Regions from separate parts of the Homo sapiens genome. Here region 1 is linked to region 2. A link is an interaction called in ENCODE POLR2A ChIA-PET data of the cell type or tissue named here. Cell type or tissue: Caco-2. All regions are shown on one strand.

What was found. Peaks named below come from ENCODE experiments on the same cell type or tissue, not always from the same donor. Only the 100,000 strongest peaks of a DNase experiment are listed, where the experiment ranks them.
Region 1: POLR2A ChIA-PET joins it to region 2 with 16 read pairs; 1 of 35 experiments calls an interaction of 5 or more read pairs at or near these places.

Annotation. Positions count from the first base shown.
Region 1 is chr12:51,468,183-51,472,182 of GRCh38, forward strand. SLC4A8 (solute carrier family 4 member 8) reads left to right here. Exons shown (of 25, transcript NM_001039960.3): 12 at 1,432-1,606; 13 at 2,210-2,343; 14 at 3,105-3,350. Among named protein-coding and RNA genes, the nearest start is that of SLC4A8-AS1, 45 kb to the left of the region's middle. In Caco-2, a CTCF peak has its summit at 552; a DNase peak (open chromatin) is centred at 2,139.
Region 2 is chr12:51,974,591-51,978,590 of GRCh38, forward strand. ACVR1B (activin A receptor type 1B) reads left to right here. Exons shown (of 9, transcript NM_004302.5): 2 at 675-914; 3 at 1,737-1,985. Among named protein-coding and RNA genes, the nearest start is that of ACVR1B, 25 kb to the left of the region's middle. In Caco-2, CTCF peaks have their summits at 2,269 and 2,472; DNase peaks (open chromatin) are centred at 2,441, 2,821 and 3,022.

The sequences.
Region 1 (4,000 bases), 510 kb before region 2:
AAAGTGATTGAATTGGGAACACATCTCCTCCTTAGGGATATTTTGGTCTTGGTCTGTCTCATCTTTGAGAAGAGGAGAGGGGCCCTGAAGTCCTGCCACCAAGTCCTGTTGATTCTACCTCCTGATTAGCTCTTGAATCCATCCACTTCTCATCCTAATCTATGCTCCATTCATTATACTACCACAGAGTGGTCCTTCCAGAATGTATGTTTGATTATGTCACTCTTCTGTTTATAGTTCTTCAGTAACTTGACATGCTATTAGGATAAAGTTTTAATTCCTTAAAACCATTTCTGGCCGGGTGTGGTGGCTCATGCCTGTAATCCCAGCACTTTGGGAGGCCAAGGCGAGCAGATCATGAGGTCAGGAGGTCGAGACCATCCTGGCTAACACGGTGAAACCCCGACTCTACTAAAACTACAAAAAAATTAGCCGGGCATGGTGGCAGGTGCCTGCAGTCCCAGCTACTCGGGAGGCTGAGGCAGGAGAATGGTGTGAACCCAGGAGGCGGAGCTTGCAGTGACCAGAGATGGCGCCACTGCACTCCAACCTGGGCAACAGAGTGAGACTCCGTCTCAAAAAAATATATAAAAATAATGAATAAAACCATTTTTTAAGGCCTTTTTGACTTAGCTTCTCCAGCCTTGTCTATTGGCATTCACCCTTCACACTGTATTATCCACTCATATCTCTCAGCACCTTGATCCACCAAGCACTCTCACCTCTAAGTGTCACCCATGTTGGCCCCTCTGCCTCATCTGCTTAACTCCCAGTCCCTGCCTGAAGTCATGGCTGAAATGCCCCTCCCTGCTCTATGCCACCATAGCACCCTCACAATACTGCCTGTCTCCTGCACTAGACTTGGTCCTGGAGAGCAGGGCTGTTCATGTCTTGCTCATTGCCGCATCTCCAGTACCTGGCACAGTGCTTGGCACCAAGTATCTGCTGCTACTTGTCAATTGCATGAATGAATTATTATATACATTTCTCACAAGTAAGGGGGGTAGTTGTTCAGAGTAAGAAAGTACATGTGATAGGGGCTTTTTTATCTAGAAAACATTTAATAAAACTAGTAATTTTAATACCTTAAGTTGGTTTTGCACATTTCCTCCTAACAGCTCAGAATTTAAAGTCTGAAGCTAATACTTGCTTTCGTGTTAATTTTTTTGAACTTTTTATTGAATGGATAATACGCATATCTAAATTAATTCTTTGTATGTTTAGGATATTCATTCAAATTTACCTAAGTCATACCCTTGGTTGCAAAGAGACTCTCTGCTGACCTAAGAGAGTTATCTGTACTGGGGTCAAACTGAAGCCAAAGTCTTACCGCTGAACAGAGCACATTTGAAATGCTTTCAAATGTGTGCTGTTTACATGCTTTTAGGGAAGACGGACTGTGTTAGAAGCCTGTCTGTTGTGTTTCCACAGGCTATTTGGGGGCTTGGTGCTGGACATCAAGCGGAAGGCCCCCTGGTACTGGAGCGACTACCGAGATGCACTCAGCTTACAGTGTTTGGCTTCCTTTCTGTTCCTGTACTGTGCCTGCATGTCACCTGTCATCACCTTTGGGGGACTGCTTGGAGAAGCCACTGAGGGACGCATAGTAAGGACTTTTAACCACTTCTAATGATCCCAAACAAGACCTAAAATATTGTGGCGGCAGCCAGGTCCACTGTGGGGGAAATTACTTGGTCTAGGACTGAAGAGATTGGATTTTTCCTCTGAATTACCATGGTCTTCTGACATCACACCAAAGAGCAACACAGTCCTCTCTTTAGAACAGACTCTTCTGCTTGAACATCAGCTTCAGTAGCTGGTTGCCCAGTTGAATTTTCTGTTGCCTCAGTGATGGAAAATGGATATATTGATGCCATTTCAAAATAAGATTTAAAATGACTCTGTATGTGAGCTTGTAGTGTGAATGGTATCACTGTGCTTTCTGTATATTTTCAAATACTGAATTGAGTCACTGAAGAATAGGAGTTAGTTAAGGAATCATGTGTCAATGGAGCTGGGCACCTGAATTATTAAAGTAGTATCTGTTTACAGGAGTATTACATGGTGTGTACACATCACTCTTGCTAAGATGAAATACAAGCAAATGGCCATCAAGGCACACAGGAGAGCAAAGTCAGGAATGTAGCTAAGCCAACATTACTCTGTACTGATGGGCTATGGACTCAGTGATGACTTTTTTTCCTCTCAGAGTGCAATTGAATCCTTGTTTGGAGCTTCCATGACTGGGATTGCTTATTCCTTGTTTGCGGGACAGGCTCTCACCATCCTGGGAAGTACTGGACCAGTGCTTGTGTTTGAAAAGATTTTGTTCAAATTCTGCAAGTAAGACATTTGTTTTTCTGAAAACTCTAACCAGATTTAGTGATTATGCTGCCAGGATTAAATGTCAGGGTTCTACTCAGTACAGACAGGCAATATCATTTTGGATTGTAAGAAACCTGAAAGGAGACCATCATTTGGTCTGTTGTCCTGCCCCCGGGTAGCACCATACCCAAAATAGCAGATCTCCTATTGTTAAAGAGCTTGATTAATATTCCTCAGCCATTATTGAAGTCTTGACTTTTTATCTTTAAAAAGACTTTCCCTAGCTAATTCAAACTTCTCCATTTCCATTGTGAGTCAATTTTTAATTTGGCCTAATATCCTCCCCCTGCTGTTTTTTTTTGTTTTGTTTTGTTTTTTTGCTATTGATAGTGGGGCACAAGAGTGCTCTGGTTTCCCTAATTTTCCTATACAATCTTTTCTTTTTTCCTTTTATATTTCAAGTAGCAGCTCATGGGACTATGGCCAGCCCCTTTTTTTCTTAACTGCAAGAATAAGATCATAATTACATTAGGTAGTAATGGCAGGAATGTATATGAGACAATTTCTTTTTTTAGTTTTCGTATCCTTGCGCATATCCTGTGAGGCAAATCTGTATCATAACTGTGCCAGAGCACTATTTAGAAGGAAAATACAATCAGAATTAGGGATAAACTGGGTTCCAGTGCTTGTTTAGATGAAATGAATTAACCACATTTCTGACTCCTTGTCTCTTAATGCCATCCATCCATGCGTTCTGATGAACTTTGGTCTTGTTTCAGAGACTATGCTCTTTCATACCTCTCCCTGCGAGCTTGTATTGGACTGTGGACCGCTTTCCTGTGTATTGTCCTTGTGGCAACTGATGCCAGTTCCCTTGTCTGCTACATTACCCGTTTCACTGAAGAAGCATTTGCCTCCCTAATTTGCATTATTTTCATCTATGAAGCAATAGAAAAACTGATTCACCTGGCAGAGACCTACCCCATCCACATGCACAGCCAGCTGGACCACCTTAGCCTCTATTAGTAAGTGTGCTTTCTGCTTATTTTTAAAAATTGAGCAAAGGGCCTGAGTTTAATTGCTGATGTAGAGTGCTAGGCAGTGCTTACAGCTTCTGGTCAAGAAGTGTCTTGCCCTTTAGGAAACGGATCTCAGATACAGACAAGGAGTATTGGAGGGCTGCCAGAGGAGAACAATCAAAAGTGTTGACAGAGAAGATCGACTAGAAGTGAAACACGAAGGGGACTCAAGAAATGCTTTCCAGACCATGTCTTTTGGTTCTAGGCACTGAAACAAAAATGGGCTGCAAATGTAGCAGGGAGAATTTGAGTTAGTTATGGGGAGGAACTTCTTTTTGCAAGGACTTTGTGAGCCTCTGGACTATGTTATCAAGTGAGAGAATGGACTCTGTCCTTTGTTGAAATGAAGGACTCTCTTTCTCTGAAAGTATGTACAGGCAACTCTTAGGAATTATTAGGTGAAGATATATTAATCATTCCTTTCAGATCCAGAAGTGTCTCACACTGTATCATAAAGATCCAGGAGCCTACTTACTTCCTAGATTTCAACTTAAGAGATTATGATTTCTTTATGTGTTCAATATGGTTTGGATCACTTGGAAAAGAAACACGGTACCTGGCTGTGTTTTCAACCATCTAGGACACTCTGGTCCTAT
Region 2 (4,000 bases):
ATTGTGCACTTTTAATGCATTATCTCACTTAATTCTCACAATAACTTCATGAGGGAGGCTCTCAAGTTCTCTTTGGAGGATATCATTTTTGCCCCTCGTGAATGAGAGGGGCACCTGACTTGGACTTCTAAAGGCAGGAGGACAATAATGGAGTGGTCAGGGAAAGCTTTTCAAAAGAAGTGACATTTGAGTTGAATTTTGAAGGATATGTAAGAAGTAGGCAGGAAAAAAGCATTGCAGCAAAAGAATGTGTGAGAGCATGCATGCTGCAGGAAGCCGTGGGTGTGCTTGGTTCCTGCTGGGGGAGATAGGGCTGGTGATAGCTCCAGGAACCCTAGGTGGCTCTGCATGAAGTGGGGGGCAGCCCCACATTCTCCAAAAGGAAGATGCTTTCCTCTTGTCAGGCATCTCAATTTGAAGAAAAGGTAGTTCCTCTGTCTCTCACAGGCATAAAGTAGAGCACTTAGAGGATAATAGTGGAGCTTCAAAAGCCTTGTTTGTGAGCTAAATAAACAGGTGAAGTTGTGCTCAGTTAAGGATATCTTTTTGGCCCCATCTCTATAAAAACTGTTTTGGAACATCAAGTATGCTAAGGGATTATATTCTAAGTTTGGAAAAGGACCTGCAAAAGATCTCACCATTGATGTCAATGTCTGCTCCCCAATTTCCTGCAGCTCTGCTGTGTGCGTGCACCAGCTGCCTCCAGGCCAACTACACGTGTGAGACAGATGGGGCCTGCATGGTTTCCATTTTCAATCTGGATGGGATGGAGCACCATGTGCGCACCTGCATCCCCAAAGTGGAGCTGGTCCCTGCCGGGAAGCCCTTCTACTGCCTGAGCTCGGAGGACCTGCGCAACACCCACTGCTGCTACACTGACTACTGCAACAGGATCGACTTGAGGGTGCCCAGTGGTGAGTGCATGCCCTTGTTGGGCTAGTGGCTCAGCTTGGAGATAGGGTACCCCGTCATTTCATTTTTTTCTACTCTTGCCCACTCACTTGGTTTGACGATAAAGATGCCTTTTGGATGTTCCCGAAGGTGACAAAGGCTGGGGTTTCTCAGCAGTTGCTTTTGTAGATTAGAGGGTGAGGAAGCAGATTTTCAAGTTAGTCCCAGAGGTGCCCGCAGTGTTTAGAGTAGTGGCTTAGCAGCCATAGGCAGCGGTGAGGAGTGGAAGAACCAGGCAGGGATTCCCACGGGAGGATGTGGGACTGATCCAGAAAGAGATGGCCCCAGAGCCGAGCAAAGGTGACTCCTCAAGGGAGGATGATGGTTAGATGTGAGGAGGGACCAGAATAGGAAAAGGCCAGTGACCAAAGCCGAGAAACACCACATACCATCCTTTTGCAAGCCTACCATTCAGGAGGCATTACTGTGGAGCCCACAGGAAAAGGAGAGAAACTAAAGCAGAGCTTAGAGGAGCTGTGGGAAGTTAAAGGGCAGAAACAGGCATCTGTGTAGGGGCCTGAGGCGGGGATAGTACCACGAAATGCGTGAGGTGACAAAGTGGGTTGTGGGTTTGACTGTGGAAAGAGGTGCCTTAACTAAAGAAGTTGGGCATTTGAGAGCATCTAGGCAGCAAGACTAGCCCAGAAGATTAGAGAGATCAAGGGAGCCTGAACACATCGACAGGGAAAGGGGTCTTTTTCACTCTTCACTTTGAGGGGGGTGTTTTTACTCTTTCCCTTGTTTTTACTTCTCATTCTTTCCCTCTCCTCTCTCACTTGACTCAGGTCACCTCAAGGAGCCTGAGCACCCGTCCATGTGGGGCCCGGTGGAGCTGGTAGGCATCATCGCCGGCCCGGTGTTCCTCCTGTTCCTCATCATCATCATTGTTTTCCTTGTCATTAACTATCATCAGCGTGTCTATCACAACCGCCAGAGACTGGACATGGAAGATCCCTCATGTGAGATGTGTCTCTCCAAAGACAAGACGCTCCAGGATCTTGTCTACGATCTCTCCACCTCAGGGTCTGGCTCAGGTACCAAGTTCTTCAGGGCATCATGTCTGTGGTTGGCTTTCATCAGTTTCCCAGCAGGATAGAGTGCTTGTAGAGAAGGCTGGAGGCCCTGCATTTGTTTCTACCAGCATTGAGTCATTTGGTTTCCTAGTTCCCCTTCTTTTGGAGTCTGACGTGTAATAAGATAAGATAATGGGTTCACAGAAAATCTCTCATTCCGTGGGATTCCCAAGGTCTAGTACACAATTATCCACTACAGAAGTCCTGCCTCTCTAAGCTTTGCAACTGTACGTACATCTATTAAAATTCAGCTGGTCCCACCTGAGCAGTGGAGTGCTCAATTTCAGGGCCCCTTTTGAGAAACAGGAGTGTGCCAGATTCCTGTGAGGTGGTGACAGCTAATCATTGATCTCTGAGCAACCACAAGGGGAGTTTAAGGACATCCAGTAAAGCTTAGAGTTGGGATTTGGTGAATCATTGACTTGTACCAGTTGCCCAAGGGTTTTTGGTGGGGGTGAAAATAAAGGCAGTGTGGGCCTCCAGCATAGCATCAGCACTATTTCCTGTACTGCCTTTTGTTGACCAAGTCTTTCTCAGATGAGGGAAATGAACCAAACACTGGACCTTGGCATAAGACGAGAATTTAAGATAAAGGAGCTCGGGGTTGTTTAGGTCTCAGGGTATAGCTCAGCTAGCTATTAAATGTGAACATGAATGCAAAAGAATTTTTTTACTTACTTATTTATGTATTTATTTATTTAGAAACAGAGTCTTGCTCTGTTTCCCAGGCAGGAGTGCAGTGGCGCAATTTCCGCTCTCTGAAACCTCCACCTGCCTGGTTCAAGTGATTCTCCTGCCTCAGCCTCCTGAGTAGCTGGGATTACAGGAATGCGCCACCACAGCGACTAATTTTTGTATTTTTAGTAGAGACAAGGTTTCGCCACATCAGTCAGGCTGGTCTTGTGTTCTTGACCTCAAGTGATCCGCCTGCCTCGTAAAGAATTTTTTTAATGAAGATAAACCATTATTTTTGTGACAATGGTATTGCATTCCTTTTTTTTTTTTTTTTTTTTTGTTTTAAGATATGGTCTCGCTCTGTTGTTGCCCAGGCTGCAGTGCCATTGTGCAATCACAGCTGACTGCAGCCTTAACCTCCTGGGCTCAAGAGATCCTCCACCTTAGTCTCCTGAGTAGCTGAGATGTCAGGCATGTGCCACCAAGCCTGGCAATTTTTTTTTTTTTTTTTTTTTTTGTGGAAGGTTTCACTTTGTTGCCCAGGCTGGTCTCAAATTCTTGGCTTCAAGTCCATTCTTAAAAAAGAAAAAAAACATCCACAAAGATCACTGTTGCCATTCTAGCTAAAACGCAGAGGATCTTATTTGTGAGAACTTTGCGTGTTTTTATGTATGTTTCCTTGACGTGGGACAAGACTGTTGTTCTGTGGGGAAATTATGCCATCAGTCATGCCCAGACATTCTGCTTGACACGGGAGTACTTTGAGCTGTGACATCTCCTGAATTTCAGTGGCTTTGCTTTTATTAAGCTCTGCAGTAGAGAGCACCAAAATGATGGATATATTTAAAAGCTGCATATTTTTAGAAACAGCAAAAATCTAGGGCTTGTTCCTTGTTGAAAGAGGTAGGGCAGTGGTTAGAACCTCCTGGCTGACTGTGGGAATTGATTTGCTGCTAGAGGAGGGTAGATTGGGTTTTCCAAAGTCTTTTTAAGACCCAGACCAGCTGAAACAAGGGAAGGGCCATGGTAGTTGTTTAGTCGTCTGTGGTAAAATGGTTAATAACTATTTCCCTCTGAGTGGTTTAGTATATTCTTCATTCAGAATATGCAGAGCTTCCAAGGTGTTAGGTTTCTAATAATGTGGTTTTTAAAGTAGTAAGTCCATGCTGCTCATATGACTTTCAATTCATTTAAATAAGTATATACTGAATACCTTCTGGGTGATATGGTTTTAAACAGATTAGAAAGAGCCTGACCCGGCCAGGCGCGGTGGCTCACGCCTGTAATCCCAGCACTTTGGG